2 separate regions of the Mus musculus genome follow, and region 2 is linked to region 1. Evidence: chromatin loops called from intact Hi-C (ENCODE). Cell type or tissue: left cerebral cortex. All regions are shown on one strand. Each heading gives the region's core, and the rest is flanking DNA. Links, peaks and the distances in the headings are about the cores only. Region 1 holds the start of Cab39 (calcium binding protein 39). Region 2 holds the start of Psmd1 (proteasome (prosome, macropain) 26S subunit, non-ATPase, 1).

Region 1 (8,334 bases), core at 1-8,000:
ATTCTCAGCATGCTATTCTCCCTTGTCTGTCAGTTTAAATTCACAGCTGCTATAGATCACAAGTCTATCTTCCTCTTCCTGGGTAAAGTTAAAATGACACTATGTAATACATGTAAGTTCTGTAAGATAAACATGGCACAGCAAAGGACCATACACACCAACACCTATGTATGTGTGCACACAGGATGCTGATGGTAATGAATGAGTTCAAGGCCAACCTTAGTCTACAGCCTGGTCTACAGCTTGAGTTAGTTACAGGACAGCCAGGGTTACAGAGAACCCCTGTCTCAAAAAACCAAAACCAAAACGCCCAACCAAACAAAAAACCAAACCCAAAACCCAACAACAAAAGAGAACCCAGGCACACCACCAAAGGTAACCAGAAGACACTCCCTGAAACTCTAATCTACTACTGAAGTTTATCTTTTATGCTTGTGGGGAGGGGGAATTTGTGTGCCTGTGTCTATATGTAAATATTTATAAGGCCAGCAGAACAAGTATCAACAGTCAGTGATCAACTTTCTCAGGAAAATTACACTCTTACTAACAAACAGTAATTGCTACAAAAATCTATACTTAAAAATAATGGACCAAAAGAAAGGCTTTGAGGGTATATATTTTTGCAATATACAACAGAGATTCACATAAGACAAACTGTAAAGCCAAACCCAATGGGACTTTTTAAGCTATTTCATAGTAATCGTATGAAAACTCAAGTCTTCAGGATGTGGTGCACACAACTGTAATTCCAGAATCTGGCTAAGGCAGAAAGATTATCATAAATTCTAGGCCAGCCTAGGCTACAAAGTTAAGTTCAGGCTAGTCTAGGGTACTGAATCAGACCTTTTCTCAAAAATACAGAGCCGGGCAGTGGTGGCGCACGCCTTTGATTCCAGCACTTGGGAGGCAGAGGCAGGCGGATTTCTGAGTTCAAGTCCAGCCTAGTCTACAGAGTGAGTTCCAGGACAGCCAGGGCTACAGAGAAACCCTGTTTTGGAAAAAAAGAAAATTACAGGAACAAAGTTGGGTGGTATTGGCCTTTAAGCCCAGCAGAGGCAAGTATTTCTGAGTTTGAGGCCAGCCTGGTCTACAAAATGAGTTCCAGAATAGCCAGAACTACACAGAGAAACCCTATCTCAAACAAACAAACAAACAAACAAACAACAAACAAACAAACCAATCAACCAACAAAAAAATTTAGCCTGACTTCTGATATCATGATCAAAAAGTAATTAGCTCTGTAGTCAGCCCTAGTATAGACTATTTTTTAGTAGTAGAACAAAGGGTAGGTGGGGCCACAACAGATTATATTGGCCATGAATATATTCTTTTTATCATGTCCTTCTTTAATTTTCTTTTTAAATTGTGTACACATGTGGGTATGGGAACATGAGTTCAGGTGTCAGTGGAGGACAGGAGTGTATAGAGCCGGGGCTGTACAGGAAGTTGTGAACCAAACTGGATGCTGGGAACCCAACAACAGCAGAACTCAGGTCCTCTGCAAGAGCAGGTCACACTCTTAACCTCTCCAGCCCCTCAGTGGCCTACTAAAAGTACTCCTGCTCACATAGCAGAGGTCTGTGTGCCCGTCTCCACTCCTGGCGATCACATAAATGTATTCTACCAACCAAAATACATTCAATAAGCAGCAGTCAGGACCAAACCTTGATGAGAAGCTAATAAACAGACTTCTAACAAGAAGCCTTAAGGGAACAATGCAACCTTGACAGGTAAAAGCCTAATAAAACATTTAAGAAAACTTTCAGACTGGTTCTATTGGTTCATGCCCAGCCCTTAGGAGGCTGAGTCGGGAGAACTATCTGGAATTTTAAAGCTAGCTTGGCCTCCACAGCAAATTCCAGGACAACTTGGGCCAGAGTAAGAGGTTGTTTCAAAATGCCAATAAATAAACAAATATATAAATAAATGTACTTAATATATTTTTAGGAAAATATACACAGAAAAAGATCAGAAAGGAAATATGCAAAAATGTTTACAGAAACAAAATCTAAGTGATAAGATTAAGAAAACTTAAAGAAAAAAAATTCCCAGTCTATTTTGTAATTCTAGCACTTAGAAACCCAATGCAGGAGGATGACAGGTTGGAAGACCTGAGCTACACTGTTTCAAAAGATGGGGATGGGGTGGGGGAGAAAGGAGAGATGGACTACTGCTTCCATGTTTCAAAGAGTATGTCTTACTTTAAGAAACAAAAATTAGAATAAAAAGACAAAGTCTCTTACTGTGATCTAGCCGGCTGGCCTGGCCTGGCCTGGCCCTCCTCCGTCTCCAAAGTGCAGAGGCTAAAAGCGTTCACCACCACCACCACCAGCAGCAGCAGCAGCAGCAGCTAGATCTTACTTTGATAAAGAAAAATGTAAGACTGAAAAAAAGTATGATTTCCTTGTACATATAAGCACTTACAAAACCAATAGTAAGTTCTAAGGCAATTCTTACAAATCATATATTGTAAGCATTTAGTAGTTACTAATTACTTGCTAATTTTTTTAAACCTGTAAAATAGAGCTTAAAAACTTTCACTTCTGGCTCTCCAATATTTTCATAACTAAAAATTAACAAGAAATTTTTTACTTTTCCAGAAAAATGGTGTGTGTCCAACTGTCTGTCTAGACTGTTAACAGTTCAGTTCTTATTACTATTTTTTTTTTTATAAATCTACAGTTTAATGTTCAATTCCAACACAGGGATCCAGAAGTTCTGATGCAATTTTAGAGAACTCACCAACGCAAATGCCTTGTGTGTAGAGAAGGTTAATTTAGGCACCTCTTTTAATTACTTCAGATAAGCACGCATCTAGTGACACTTTCTACAAAAGGTATTTTCCTTGGCTTGGACATAGATTTACTTAAATATCCCGGAAGCTGTCAAAATCGACCTCAAACTGCATTATATTTAGGAAACAATGCTAAGTCCTGACTGTGGCCTTCTCTGCTCGCCTGTCTTTCTCAAGAGCGCCTTTAATATGCCCTAGCATACATTTCCGGCCTCATGAGTCACTGAAAAATGAGTTCTAAGTTTTCCGTGGAAGGTCGTTCAAACAGCTCCTCTACAGCATTCAAAGATCTGACTCCAAATGCCTCTTTAGTCTACCCCACCTATCACGGCACCCGGTGATGGAATTGGCAACATTCGCATGCTCTTTGTACCTTTGTCCTCCAGCTTTGTTGCCCCTCCACGCCCTTCTCCACTGCAACCCCCTTCTCCCGAATCCAATCGAGTCTTCTAGACCCGGTTTAGCACCGCCTCGCCCAGGAAGCCTCCCAGGTTCGTGGGAAGGCGGAAACGATCGACAGGTCCAGTCACCCCGGAGCACCTTTCTAGCAATTGGTAGTTCCTAAACGGAACTTATCTATCCCCCTCCTGCCTGGTATCTTAGCTATTTGTGTACTCGTCTTATCTCTCACATCACCGCGTTAAAGCTCCCCAGGGGAGGGCACCTCCCGGCCGGGTTCACCTCGGAGTCGCTCCGGCACCGGCACGCAGTCGGCGTTTTGGATTGCTCCAACCGAACCCGGGAACGCGCCGAACGCACAATTCCTAGCCAGAAATCAGTTAGGCATTTTCCTGAAAGGTCCCCTACAAAGATAGTGTCAGCGTCCCGCTAACAGTGAGGCTACGCGGAGCCCAGGGCTAGGTGCTCGGAGTCCCCGGAGCGGCGGGAGTGACAGCTGGCCGGGCCAGCTCTACCCCGGTTAGTTGTAGCCCCGGCCGGCAGGCCCCCGGAGCCTAGTACGGGCGAGGACAAGGGCGGCGCCCGGAGCTCCGGCTGCTCCGGGCCGCTCCCGCCGCCGCCACCCGGGAAAATGGAGGCGGGTCGGGCGGAAGCCGGCGGGCGTCCGCGTCGCGAGCAGGGCCGGGCCGGGGGATCACTCACCGGGCTGGGCCGGGCCAGGGAGCTCCCTCTCTGCTTCGTCTCCGTCCCCGTCCTCGGCCGCCGCCGCCTCGGGCTGCTCGCTCGGTCCCCGCGGCGCGGCTCGGACGCTCCGGCCCTCCGTTGTCCTCCGCCCGCAGCTGCTCCGGGCGACGGGCTCCCGCGGCGGCGGCGGCGGCTGCGCGGGCGGACGGTGGCCCAGGGGTTCCTGCTGTGGCCGCCGCGGTGCTGCGCTCGGTAGGGCTGCGGCTGTGGCCGTGAGGTCCCGCACTGCCTTCGCCTCTGAGGTTGTCTCAGCCTTCGCGCGGCTACTGAAGCCCCAGACTCTCTCAGGCCGCGCGGCTCCTGGCGCCCCGCGCCCAGCTCCGGCCTGAGCCCGGCTTTGACGTGCGCACTGCGCAGCCGCCGAAGGCGGGACGTCGGGCGGCGCCGCAACGCCCTCTGCGTACTCGGGCGCCCCCGGACGGCCGGGCGGACTCGGGACGCCTGAGTCGCCGGCAAGTTGAAGAGCTGGGGGCACTGAGAAAAAGCAGAAGGGGAGCTGGAGTCGTCGTCTATGCGCCCCTTACTTGCTAGTTCCTGGAGGAACACAGTCCACTTCCTCAAGTCTTAAAACTTTACATCTGCGGAGGGCTCAAAACTGTTCAAATGGGTTCTTTCATGCTTGGGCAGAACCTGTAACTTCACTTTGGCATCTCCTGACAGGGGAAAAAAAGTGATGAAATATTCCAAAGAAACAAGATCCAACAAGGGTACATATCCTACTTTTTCCAAAGTGGATTTTAGTGGTGCATGCCTGTAATCCCAACACTGGGAGGTGAACTCAAGAGAATTAGGAGTTCAAGGTCATCCTAGACTTCACAGGTTTAGGTCAGCCCGGGCTGTGTGAAAAACTCTGCCTATAGATAGATAGGGAAGCAAGTTCCATGAAGAAAGAAAGAAAGAAAGAGAGAGAGAGAGAGAGAGAGAGAGAGAGAGAGAGAGAGAGAGAGAGAGAGAGAGAGAGAGAGAGAGAGAGAGAGAGAGAGAGAGAGAGAGAGAGAGAAACAAGTGCCATGAACACACACCCAGAGGAATAAAATAATGCATTACAGAGATCTAATGACAGAGTCTGGAACTCAAAAATGCTACATGTGTGCTCCTTTGCTATATGCTTAACAATGGGACAGGATTTTGGACAGCTACAGTGTGCTAAGGAAGTGGTTTCCTGAAGGAAGCAAGGCGATGTGAGCCTCCTGTGAGAACTTCAATACTTGAGAGAAGCAAGCTATCCATAGGATTTGGAGCAGGAAAGGGCCAGGCTTTGGCGTTTTAAAAAGGTCGTGATCAGAGGCAGGCGAATTTCTGAGTTTGAGGCCAGCCTGGTCTACACAGTGAGTTCCAGGACAGCCAAGGCTACACAGAGAAACCCTGTCTCAAAAAAAAAAAGTCGTAATCACTGTTACTGCGATATGAAGATCAGAGTGAAGGGCCGGAGGAATTCCACAAATACAGTAGACGGGGGTTGCTGACACCCTATAGTAGGGCTCGGGGGTATAGCTCAGGCTATACTATAATTATGGTAGATTCTGGATTCAGTCGTGGGTAGTTTGTATGCACACAAAGAAAGCTGAGACAAAGATGAGGGAGATAGAGAAGATAACACGTATGAAGTATCCATAACAATAGAGAAGATCACTCAGACATGGGCTCAAGCCGATAGAAAGTCTCTATTACCAGCCAGTGACTACTCTGGGTGTTTGGGGTTCAAGTATAGTCCTGAGCCTTTCTCAGGTGAGTTTGTTTGTTTATTTATTTATTTATTTTACAACTCAATGGCTCTCCCCGCCCCCCTTTTTAAGTACACACACACACACAAAACCATATCCTGGCTTGTCACACCTCGGTTAGCAAGAACAGTCATCCAGTCTAGTTGCAGAACTACAAAAGCCAAAAAGCAAGATTAGTTCCTTTATGGACTTTCCCGGAACTATGGACTTTGATGGATTAGGTCTTTGTTCTCTCTTGTTTTTGGCAGGTATTGCTGCCTCTATCCTGGGTCTCAGGACCTGAATGGTACTTTCATCATGGCATCTGTTGTGCTAAGGTCTGGAAACCTGTTACACTATAATCCTAGTTCTAGCAAAGCAAAGACTGTAAATTTGAAGCCAACCTGATCTAAGTAGTGAGTTCCAGGTTTCTAGCGCCACATGGCAAGATCTTGTCTCAACACACCACCCCCTTTAATTTGTGTGATCTTGTTCGTATATGTATGTGTCTGTGTGCTCAAGCATGTGTCAGTCAGGTATAGTAGTAGTGCACACCTATAACCCTAGCCCTTGGGAGTGGTGGGGGGAAAATGAAGAATTCAAGGTCATTCTCGGTGATATGCAGTGACCAGACAGATATGTGGTGTCAAGAAACAAGCAAACAAAACCATTAGCATATTAACACTTAAAATCCATTCAACCAAGCATAGTTCATCTTGGACATGTTGAACACTTCTAGGGAAACTAGCCAGACTGGTGAAATTTCCCTTGCAAAGGGCCAAAGGCTGCACCTACCTTCTACCCACAGTTACAGAGAGAAGATGCCAGACAGCTTTTGATGGCCTCTTACAGAATCGGGCTATTTTCCATATTCTTCTATTGGGGACGGGAGGGCTCTGGAAAGCTGTTTCTACTAAACTATTTCTCGGGCCATGCCACTTTCTGGAAAGTTCTGCATCTTCATTTTGAAACATTCTCAGGGGGCCTTTGTTTTCCTGTGTGGTGGCCACAGAACACTGGGTTCTGTGCTTGCCTGGGCTGTTGCTGTTATTGTCTCCCTAGAGCCTGTGCTGGTCCTGTGTAAATCTCCCATCATGCCGTCTCTTCCTCTTCCTTGCTGATGCTGGGCCACCGGATGGAGGCACTTCCCTCCCTTAATTAGACCCTCTAGGAAAGGACTTTGGAGCCTGACTCATGGCTTCCCTCCCACCCCACCCAGTGCCTTCATTCACCTGGCTGTATCATTGCAGCTCACCCTATTGGATACGGTCCCTTTACTGTGCTATCCCAATGACCTTCACATCCACTGTACGTCAGCAGCCACTAGGCTAGCCCCACCCTGGACACTGCAGTTTCCACCATGGCTCTGCTCTTGAAGTTTGAACTCTCCAGCACTCCTGTTTGCCTCCCTTCCCATCCACCCACCAGTCCACACCCTCAGACTCACCAAACCTGCTCCAAATCTCATTAGAAATTTGTTTATTTGGCAGGTGCTTCTTGAGAGTAAACTAGGACCTCGAATTATGGCAGCGAAGCACTGGCTGATAGGTAGCTCCCCTCAGCGTCCAGGAAAGACACAGGCACGAATGGGCAATTACAGGAGAGGGAGGCAGGAAGCCTGTAAGAGACCTAGGACGTTGAATAATGGGGTTCATGTTTAAGGAGAAACATGAAAGAAGCACAAAAAGCATGGTGAGTTAGAGGACCGGCCTATGTGCAAGGACTTCTGTATGTGAAGCGACTTGGGGGTAGGGAGGAAGGGAATAGATAAAATTGGAAAGATAAGCAAAGCTGTAATCATTGAAAACCTATGTCCTCCAGTGCTAAGGAGCCTGGACTTCAGCATGGATGCTCTGGGAGGGTGGGTAGGTACACATTGAAACTTTGTCATTGAATGCTGCGTGCACAAGTGTTTGGTTTTTGTTGTTTGTCACTCCACCCCCACCCTCACCCCCAGTGCAGAGCTCAGGGTGAAATCCAAACCCAAAGCATTGTCCCTGCTGGACAAGCACCGTGCCACAGAGCTGTCGTCCAACACCGCATTCAGATGTGTACTTCGGAATGCAGAACACCTCTCTAATCAGACATACATGGAACCACAGGAGGGCCAGGATACAGACAGTGAGACCAGCAAGAGGCTACTCTCAAGTCAGGCAAGAGGTAATAGGGTCTGAGCTAGGGTCGGCCACAGTGCACCTCCTCCAGAGTCAACGTGAATCTGATTGATATTTGTAGAGGGAACTATGTAATGGAGATAAGAGAGAAGGAAGACTCCGGGAAGAGAACTGGCTTTGATCTGGGAAACTGTTTGGATGGTAGAGCTATTTACTTAGATGGGCATTATCTGGGAGCAATCAGAAGCCGGGAGGAAATCCAGGAAAGCAAGACTAATCAGCAATCTAAAGAAGGGTAAGAGGCAGGAGGCCTGAGGAGAACCTGCTGGGAACTGCAACAGCTTCCTGGAGAACATAGGGAGTGAAGAAGCAGTAGCCAGGGGGTGGTGGCGCTCGCGCCTTTAATCCCAGCACTTGGGAAGCAGGGGCAGGCAGATTTCTGAGTTCAAGGCCAGCCTGGTCTACAGATTGAGTTCCAGGACAGCCAGAGCTACACAGAGAAAACCAAAAAACAAACAAACAAAAAAAAGGAATGAAGAAGCAGTCCGGAGTCAGAGAACCTCAGATGTGACTTCAAGAA
Region 2 (8,334 bases), core at 219-8,218, 270 kb before region 1:
TTAGTACAAGTGCAAATTCTTGGTTTTGTCCCAGAACTTCTTTATTAAACAATATGGGGTTAAGACCCAGGGATAAAGTTTCCCTGTAGTTCTTGTGCTTACTACAGTCCAATAACTACTCTTACCTATGTAAGACCAAGCTGGGAAAAATTTTATACAACGTTAGAATAAAATTTATTTACACAAAATTAACCAATAATTGCTGACTATGGTGGTCCATACTGTAATCTTAGCATTGTGGAGGTGAAGGCAAGAGAATCTCAAGTTTGAGCCTGACCTTGACTCAAAAATTAAAGTAATATAACTTAGAAAAACAGTAACATTTCAATTATTTCAGTGTGCCCAAATTAAAGTACCCTCTGCCTATCAAAAATAACAGACTGTAAATATTTATTTTTATATTTATCTGTTTATTGTGTGTGAGCACACATCACAGTGCGTACAACTTTTATAACTTGTGTGAATCAGTTCTCTCCTGCTAGCTGGGTTCCAGAAACTGAATTCAGGTACCAAGCTTGGAGGCAAAAGCCCTTACCCACTCAACCATGGTGCTGGCCTACAAAGGACAGAGGTTACCAAGTGATAAGCAATCTTAGCAAGCACAGCGCCCGCCACCTCACCTCATCCTCAGAGGGCCAGCAGTAACAAGACTAAAAGAAAGCTGTCTTCTCCAGAACAACACTGAGATTACTAGGAAAATGATAAATGGGAAATCTGTCCTTGTACCATAAATAAAACCAAATTTTCTCAAATATGTTTTCCGTATTGGTTATAAAATCATCTGGAACACTGAAACTGGTTAATTAAAATGTGTCCCTGTCATTTTATTTCAAAGGTGTAACCACTTGCTTCCACCTGCTAAATAAATTTTGCAAACAGCTCTAGCAGTTTGGGGGAAGCCACAAAGGAAAAAGTACAAGGTTTAGCAGTAAAATGAAGGCAACTTACTGTTCTAAAAGTGGAAACCACTGGGAAGTGGTGGTGCACGCCTTTAATCCCAGCACTTGGGAGGCAGAGGCAGGCAGATTTCTGAGTTCAAGGTCAGCCCAGTCTATAGAGAGTTCTAGGACAGCCGGGGCCACACAGAGAAACCCTGTCTCAAAAAACCAAGTTTAAAAAAAAAAAAAAAAAAAGTGGAAACCTTGGTATGGTGGGTTGTTATGACACATTCAGAAAAAGAGAAGGAAAGATAAATGTTAAATTAAATCAATTGACTATTGAAATACTTAATAACTAGTGTGTATAGGTGGGGGGATGTGGTCCAGATGGCAGACCAGAACAGCTGACATGTGGAATGATCTTAAGTAACACAGAACTTAATCCTAAAGACACTTGTTACCTAGCACAGGCAATGTTGCACTGGAATGACTTTTTTTTTTTTTAAACCAGAGGAGATGGATCTTTGGACTTTCCTGTGTAGCTTCAACTGTGACTGGTTTCTTACATGGTTTCCTGGCACAGCCTTCAATGATGAGCATGGCTAAATCAAATATGCTATGTACGCCTACACTAATTTTTCTATATAAAGACAAAACAGAATTCAACTTTGGATAGGTGAAGACCTAAGTGCGGTTTTTTTAAACGTTATTTTATTCTACATGCGAATGTTCTGTCATCATGTATGTATGTGTACTGTGTGTGCTCAGTGCTCACACAGAAGCCAGAAGTGGGCATCTGATCCCCAAGAACTAGAGTTAACTAGAGATAACTGTGAGCCACCACGTGGGTGCTGGGAATCAAACCCAGGTCCTCTGCAAAAGCAACAAGTCCTCTTCACTACTGAGCCATCTCTGTCACTCCTAACCTAAGCGCTTTTTAAAAACTTGCATGAAGTGAAGCTGGAGAGATGCTCAGTGGTTAAGAGCACTGGTTGCTCTTACAGAGGACCAGTGCTCAGATCCCAGCACCCTATGACAGCTCACAACCGCCTATAACTCCAGTTCTGGAGGATCCGATGCCCTCTTTTGACCTCCACAGGTACCAAGCCACACAGGTAGTACACATATATACACAAAGGTAAAAAACACTCACACACATAAAATAAATAAATATAAATAAAAATAAGAGCTTATGTCATTATAGAAACTTAGTAGATACTGTCTTTAATTGTTGACTCAATTAATAGCAATATTTTCATATTATTTATCAATATAGAGGTATGTCCTGGAAATATTACTTAAAAGTTGAAAATGGTCAATCCAGGAGGTCAGAAGAGGATAGATGGTAGAAAACTATTGTTTTAAAGCTTGTCTGTGTTACTTCCTCTATTTGCTAAATCCAATCCACTCAAATTCATGCTTCCTTCTAGTGAATAAGTACTAATAATGTCTTTGTTCCCATTCCCTTTCATAGTCAAATCTCTTGAAAAACCAAAACAAAACAAAATGGTATACACTGACCTCTTAGTCACCATTGCTTTTAGCAAACACATGTGCCCAGTGAGTGAATGAATGAAGACTAGACCCATGACTCTGGCCTTTGTAGTGCTGGGGAGAGATCCTAAGCCCAGGTCCTAAACTAGCTAACTAGAGCTGACTGGAAACAAAGTGTCAAAAAGGAACAGAAGCTAATGTGCTCTATAAACATAAAGGATACCTATAAATGTATACTATGTTATCGTCTCAGTGTTTCAGGGCAGGACCACAAAGCTTGCAGTCCTGACACAGCAAGGAGGGTTGATTTTTCTGTCTATTCCTACCAAGTCCTCTTTCAGTCAGCTCTAAAAACTCAGGGGACTGATGTCTTCATTCAAGGCACACTGTTTAACATCTGCCACACACTCGGCAGTGTCCTTAGAATTATGGAAGCAGGTCTCCTGACCAAAATTCTACTCTGGAGTTCAGTGTAACAGATTAAGACAAGTTAACATGGTCATTACAGAACTGTGATGCCAGTTAGTGTTTCTAATAGAGGGATAAAGTCGAGATGAACACTGGAGATTTACAACACCTCGTGAGAGAAAAGGCTAGAGTAGGAACAGAATGTACAAGAACTCTTAAGTAGGAGAGAGGCCGAACAAAAAGTATAGCATGTTTACGATGTAATGGGAATGAGAAATGCTACACAAAGTTCCCAAAGCAAATTTGGAACTAGAGGAATGAGCTTAGACAAAGTATTGGGGAAAAAAAAAGAAAAGTCTTGAGGCTCATAGCCTAGGCAAGAGACAAAGGTGGCCTGGACCACATTCCAAATGAGGTGGCTATCTCTGCGTCCACCCTAACAGTATTCTATTAAGCACCCACACAACTATGATCAGTGAAGCCACCACTTTGAAGACCAGTGGTAATGGCGGGGCCTAAGCCTATTCTTACAAGTGGCAAAAAATCTAGTATTTTCCTCCAGAGCTAATTGGAAAAAAGAAAAGAAAATGCTTCTTTTGATGGGAACTAAAATTCATTGCAATCATCTGTCTCTATCAGGACAAAAGTCTAACTTCAAGTCCAAACACTTCTTCACGTGTTTAAAAATAACCAGCACAGAGTGTAGTAGTACACTACACATTTTTAATCCTAGTATTTAGGAAGCAGGGGCAGGAGATCTCTGTGAGTTTGAGGTCAGCTTGGTCTACACAGTGAGTTCGAGGACAGCTAGAGCTACACAGTGAGACCCTCCCCACCGTACAGCATACTGTCTACTGAGAACCCGTTTGTTCAAAATCAAATACTTGTAGAACAAGTACAGAATAGGAATAACAACCAAGCAAGGGTACGCAAGCAGCCAGGGCTGAGAAAGCATCGAGACTGGGAACAGCTATACGCAGTTCAAGTCTGTAGTGGGCTTGAAAAATCTCCATGTAGAAGTTCATCTCCCTCCACACCTTCCCATTTCAAAAGCCATTACAAGTATCTACCATACAAGTGTGCGAAACCTGCTTTGCAGTCCTGAGGATCTAAACACACACAGTAAGGTGGCTCTCCAGTCAATGCTGCCTTCACTGAACGAGGTTCTTAGGTGAATACGGTAGCACCAAAAACCCAGCCACCTCAAACCTAATTTCGGACTTCCAGGAGAAGATATCTCATGCACAAGCCAGAAGCACTTAGTGTAGCAGTTAGGCTGCCAGGCCAGGACCTGCTATAAGATGCTTACGATGACACCGGGGCCCATCCCAAACCGAAACACCTGCGGGGAAGGATTGGGGGGTCACTCGACCAAGAAGCGGACAGAGAATAAAGGTCCAGCGACCGCCTAGGAGCCCGGTCTGGTCCTGGAACGGGGGTGTGGCTGGAGAGGGACGGCCGGGTGGCTACCTGGTCCTATTCCTACGAACCCCAGGGGCCTGCAGTGACCTGGCCAGTTTCCCAGCCCTCGATCCCCGAGGTGGGCCTCGGGCAGAGGGGCCTCGCAGGCCGGCGCTCGACCCGGAGGTGCCCAGTCACCCGCCCTGACTCAGCTAAACGCCGGCGCGGCGGCGGCTCCTCACTGGGGCGCCTGCTCCCGGCAGCACTCACCGGCTGAAGTGATCATGGCTGCGCCCTGCACTCGCCGATCCACTCGTCCACAGTCCTGGCCAAGCCCTGGATCTGTCAGCTCAGGGCCCGCTTGCTCTACCGCACCTCCAGGGTCCCGGGTGCGCTGCTCAGTCAGTCCCCTCCACAGGCCGCCGGCTCGCTTCTAGCCGAGGACCCCGCCCGCCCTAGGGCTGCCCGCATCTCCGCCTGAGGCTTGGCTCAAATTCACCGCCACGCTGTGTCTTTTATGCAGCTTCCGCCTCTCGAGATCATGCAACAAGGTAAAAAAACATGTCGTTGTTTTTTATAACTCTCCGTGAAGTCAGAGATCTGGCCGGCTGCGAACGGACATTCATTTCTAGTTGCAATCAGGCTTCAAAATAGACACCCTTGCAAAGAGAGGCCCACTCATCACCCGCCATTGCTAAGAGAATGAGTGTTAGGGGAGGTATAAGCATTGCTCGCAGCGCCACCTAAGGCTATGGAGGTCTCACTGCAATAATGCCCACCAACCCAAGACTACAGGGAAGTATTTTCTTAGAAAAGCGACTGAGGCAGAAGGATCTTGAATTCGAGGCCAGCCTGGGCTATAAAAGATCTGCTATCAAAGTAGGGGAAGGTGGTGGTGGGATAATGCTGGAAAGGCGACTTGGTCGCTTAAGTGGTTGCCATAAAAGCATGAAGACCTGAAGTTGAGTTAGGATTCCCAGTGGCCGGTGTAAACCCAGTGCTGGGGGAGGTGAAGGCAGGTGGATATCTGGGGCTTGCTGGCCGGCCTGTGTAGCCGGTTGGTGAGCTCCTGGTCTAGTAAGAGACTCTTGTTTCCAAAAAATAAAGTGGCTGGGTGTTGTGGTTCACACCTTAATCACAGCACTCAAGAAGCAGAGGAAAAGGCAGGAAGATCTCTGTGGATTTAAGGCCAGCCTGGCCTACAAGTGGGTTCCAGGACAGCCAGAGCTACAAAGTAAGACCTTGAGGAGTGTGGGGGTAGGGAAGGAAGAGTGGGAGAGCAATTGAGGAAGACACCCAATGTCAACCTCCGGCCTACTTGCGTATATGTGTATATATGTGTATATACATATACATGTGTATATGTTTGACACAAACTTGCCTCCATGCCTGTGTCTTTCGTACAGCCTCATCCAGCGAAGGCCCCCCTCCCCCCAAATATGAACATACACAAAAATAGACTGTCCAGGTGTCAAACATGGTGGTACACCCCTTGGGAGGCAATGGTAGGCAGATCTCTGTGAGTTCCAGGCCAGCCTCATCTCCATAGTGAATTCTAGTGAAGGAGGAGTCAATTGTGAGACCCTGTCTTAAAAAGGCTGGGTTGGTGGCAGTTCGGAGAGTTGCCTTTAGTGGTTAAGCTTCCAGAGAACCCAAGTACAATTCTGAGCACCCACATCGAGTAGCTCACAACTACTTGTAACTCCAGCTCCAGGGGGTTTGATGCTCTCTTTTGGCCTCCACAGGTACCTATACTCATGGGCACATAGACACACACAAATAAGTAATAAATACCTCTTTAAAAATAGAAAGCCTGTCTCTAAAATACAAAAACTTCACAGTACTTTATTATGATAATGAATGAACTAGTCTATCATAAATAAACAATGAGAATGGGGTGGGGGATCCTATACAATAGCCCAGGTGGTCTGCAAGCTTTCTTTGTAGCTGGGAGGTCCTGGAACTTCTGATCAAGGTCTGATTGGGGAATGCGGGGGATTACAGGTGTGCACCACAATATCTGTTTTTTGCAGCGCTGACAACTGAACCAGGGTCTCATGCATGCTAGATAAGCAACACTTTAACTGAACTACATCCAGAACCCCCATAAGACTTAAAACTTGACACCTGGAACTGCTAATACTGTACATTTTACGTTTCAAAAGGCAGAAGTCTGGCCGGGTGTGGTCGATCATTCAGAAGGCAGAGGCCAGGGAGCTCTGTGAATTCAAGGTCAGTCTGGTCTATAGTGAATTCCAGGACAGCCAGTGCTATGTAGAGAGACCCTGTCTCAAAAAAACAAAACAACGGGCTGGTGAGATGGCTCAGCTGCTCTTCCGGAAGTCCTGAGTTTAATTTCCAGCAATCGCACATGGTGGCTTACAACCATCTATAAAGGGATCTGATGCCCTCTTCTGGCATGCAGGTGTACATGCAGACAGAACATTCATACATTAAACAAATACATAAATTAAAAACACAGAAATATTAAAAAACAAAGCAAAAACAGAAGTATGTGATAATATATAGGAAAAAAATGTCAAAGGAAGAAACAATGCTGTATATTCTGTTCTCCTCCTAGCAAAAAGTTCCTAATGTATCTTCAGGATTTTGAAATGACAGTTGTGACTTTTACTTACTCTCTTCTTTAACTAAAAAATTATGTATATGGATGATGTATGTGTGTGTCTGTGTGTCCATGTGTCCGTGTGTCTGTGTGTCCGTCTGTCCATGTCCCTGTACCACATGCATGCCTACTGCCCTTGGAAACCAAAAGTGAGCATCAGGTCCCTTGATGGTTGTAAGCCACATGTGGGTGCTGGGAACCAAACCTTAGTCCTTTGGAGAGCAGCCGGTGCTCTTAATCACCGAGTTGTCTCTTTAGTCACTCTCAGGTAGCAGCTTCATCAGTAGACTTACTTCACTAGTCAATGCAGAGAAAATTTTGACAAAGGTTAGTGGTAAACAGTGATCTGTGTATGATGGGGAGTTACCAGGAATCGAATCCAGGGTCATGGTCCGTAATCACTTTAACATCTAGTCTTAGCCCTGGCCAACAGTTCTGTTGAGCCATTAGCTTCTCACCACCAAGCTGTTTGGATAGCAGTGACTGAAACCTATTTCTGTGGCCTTCTCAAAATCTAACATAGTGAAACAAAGCAGTGTTTTGCAGTTGCCAGCAAATTAAAAGTGATTGGTGACATACTTGAGTGTGTGTACTTTTTAATAATTTAGTACTTTGAAATCATACTTGCAAAAGGCAAACTCCTTTAAAGGAGTTGAGCCGATGACTCAAGTTGAAAGGCGCTTACCAAAGAGGAGTGCATAAAAGATAAGCAGATTGAGTGTCTGGGGTACACTTCTACAGAGACACCTTCACATAAAGACCCCTAGGAAGTCACAAGCAAATACCACAAAGTCATACAGGAGTGAAGTGAAGAACCAGCCTGCCTCCATCTTAGGCTTCAAAGCCATCTTATAGTAAAGACAAACTAGGTTCCCTCCTGTTTATGATTAAGCCTGTTTCTCAAGGCTTTGCCCGACTTGTAACCTTAACTACAAATGGTTCTGTGCCACGTTCCTCCTGTATGGCCCTCGACAGGCAATCATGTCTTTGTTTCAACCATCTTGCAACCCTTCCTGTGTTTCAAAAGGTTATAGGACCACCTATGAGTACCTTGTTATGACTAGCTGTTGCTATGACTACCTTGTTATGACTGTTGCTATGACTACCTTGCTCTGCCCACCTTTGTCTTTGTCTGAGGAGGTCATCAGGACTGACTTATTATAATGTTCTGTTCCTGTGACCCCCCCTCCTATTTTGCCCACCAAATCCCCTACCCCTGTGCTGTAGAAAGCCTTGACTTCCCCACATCCAATGCTGACCTCTCAAACCCTGCCTTAGGGGGAGCAAGCCTGTGGACACAAATACAAAGGCTTGCTTTAATTAATTGCTTGCTTTAGTTAATTTGGTCATGATGATTTGGGTCGGTGGTTTTTCTCCTCCCATCCTCTGGATTAACAAAAGCTCTATGAAAAACAACCAACCAGCTCAAAGGCCTTCGATCCAGTTCAGTGGTAGAGCCCTTGTGTCACATGTGTGAGAGGTCGTAGCCCAAGTCCCTACCTAATACTTCAGAGAAAATCAGAGCTC

Evidence for each region. Hi-C counts contacts between places; a loop is a spot of excess contacts. Peaks named below come from ENCODE experiments on the same cell type or tissue, not always from the same donor. Only the 100,000 strongest peaks of a DNase experiment are listed, where the experiment ranks them.
Region 2: it touches region 1 in a loop (14-fold over the local background); 1 of 42 quality-filtered maps calls a loop at or near these places.

The regions. Positions count from the first base shown.
Region 1 is chr1:85,789,383-85,797,716 of GRCm38, reverse strand. Cab39 (calcium binding protein 39) reads right to left here and starts at 4,276. Exons shown (of 9, transcript NM_133781.5): 1 at 3,896-4,276. In left cerebral cortex, for the core only: a CTCF peak has its summit at 4,359; DNase peaks (open chromatin) are centred at 3,237, 3,481, 3,633 and 4,322; H3K4me3 peaks cover 2,021 bases; H3K27ac peaks cover 1,330 bases.
Region 2 is chr1:86,060,923-86,069,256 of GRCm38, reverse strand. Psmd1 (proteasome (prosome, macropain) 26S subunit, non-ATPase, 1) reads right to left here and starts at 4,638. Exons shown (of 25, transcript NM_027357.2): 1 at 4,452-4,638. The coding sequence starts at 4,467. In left cerebral cortex, for the core only: CTCF peaks have their summits at 4,923 and 6,608 (motif pointing left); DNase peaks (open chromatin) are centred at 4,020, 4,642 and 4,880; H3K4me3 peaks cover 1,799 bases; H3K27ac peaks cover 1,085 bases.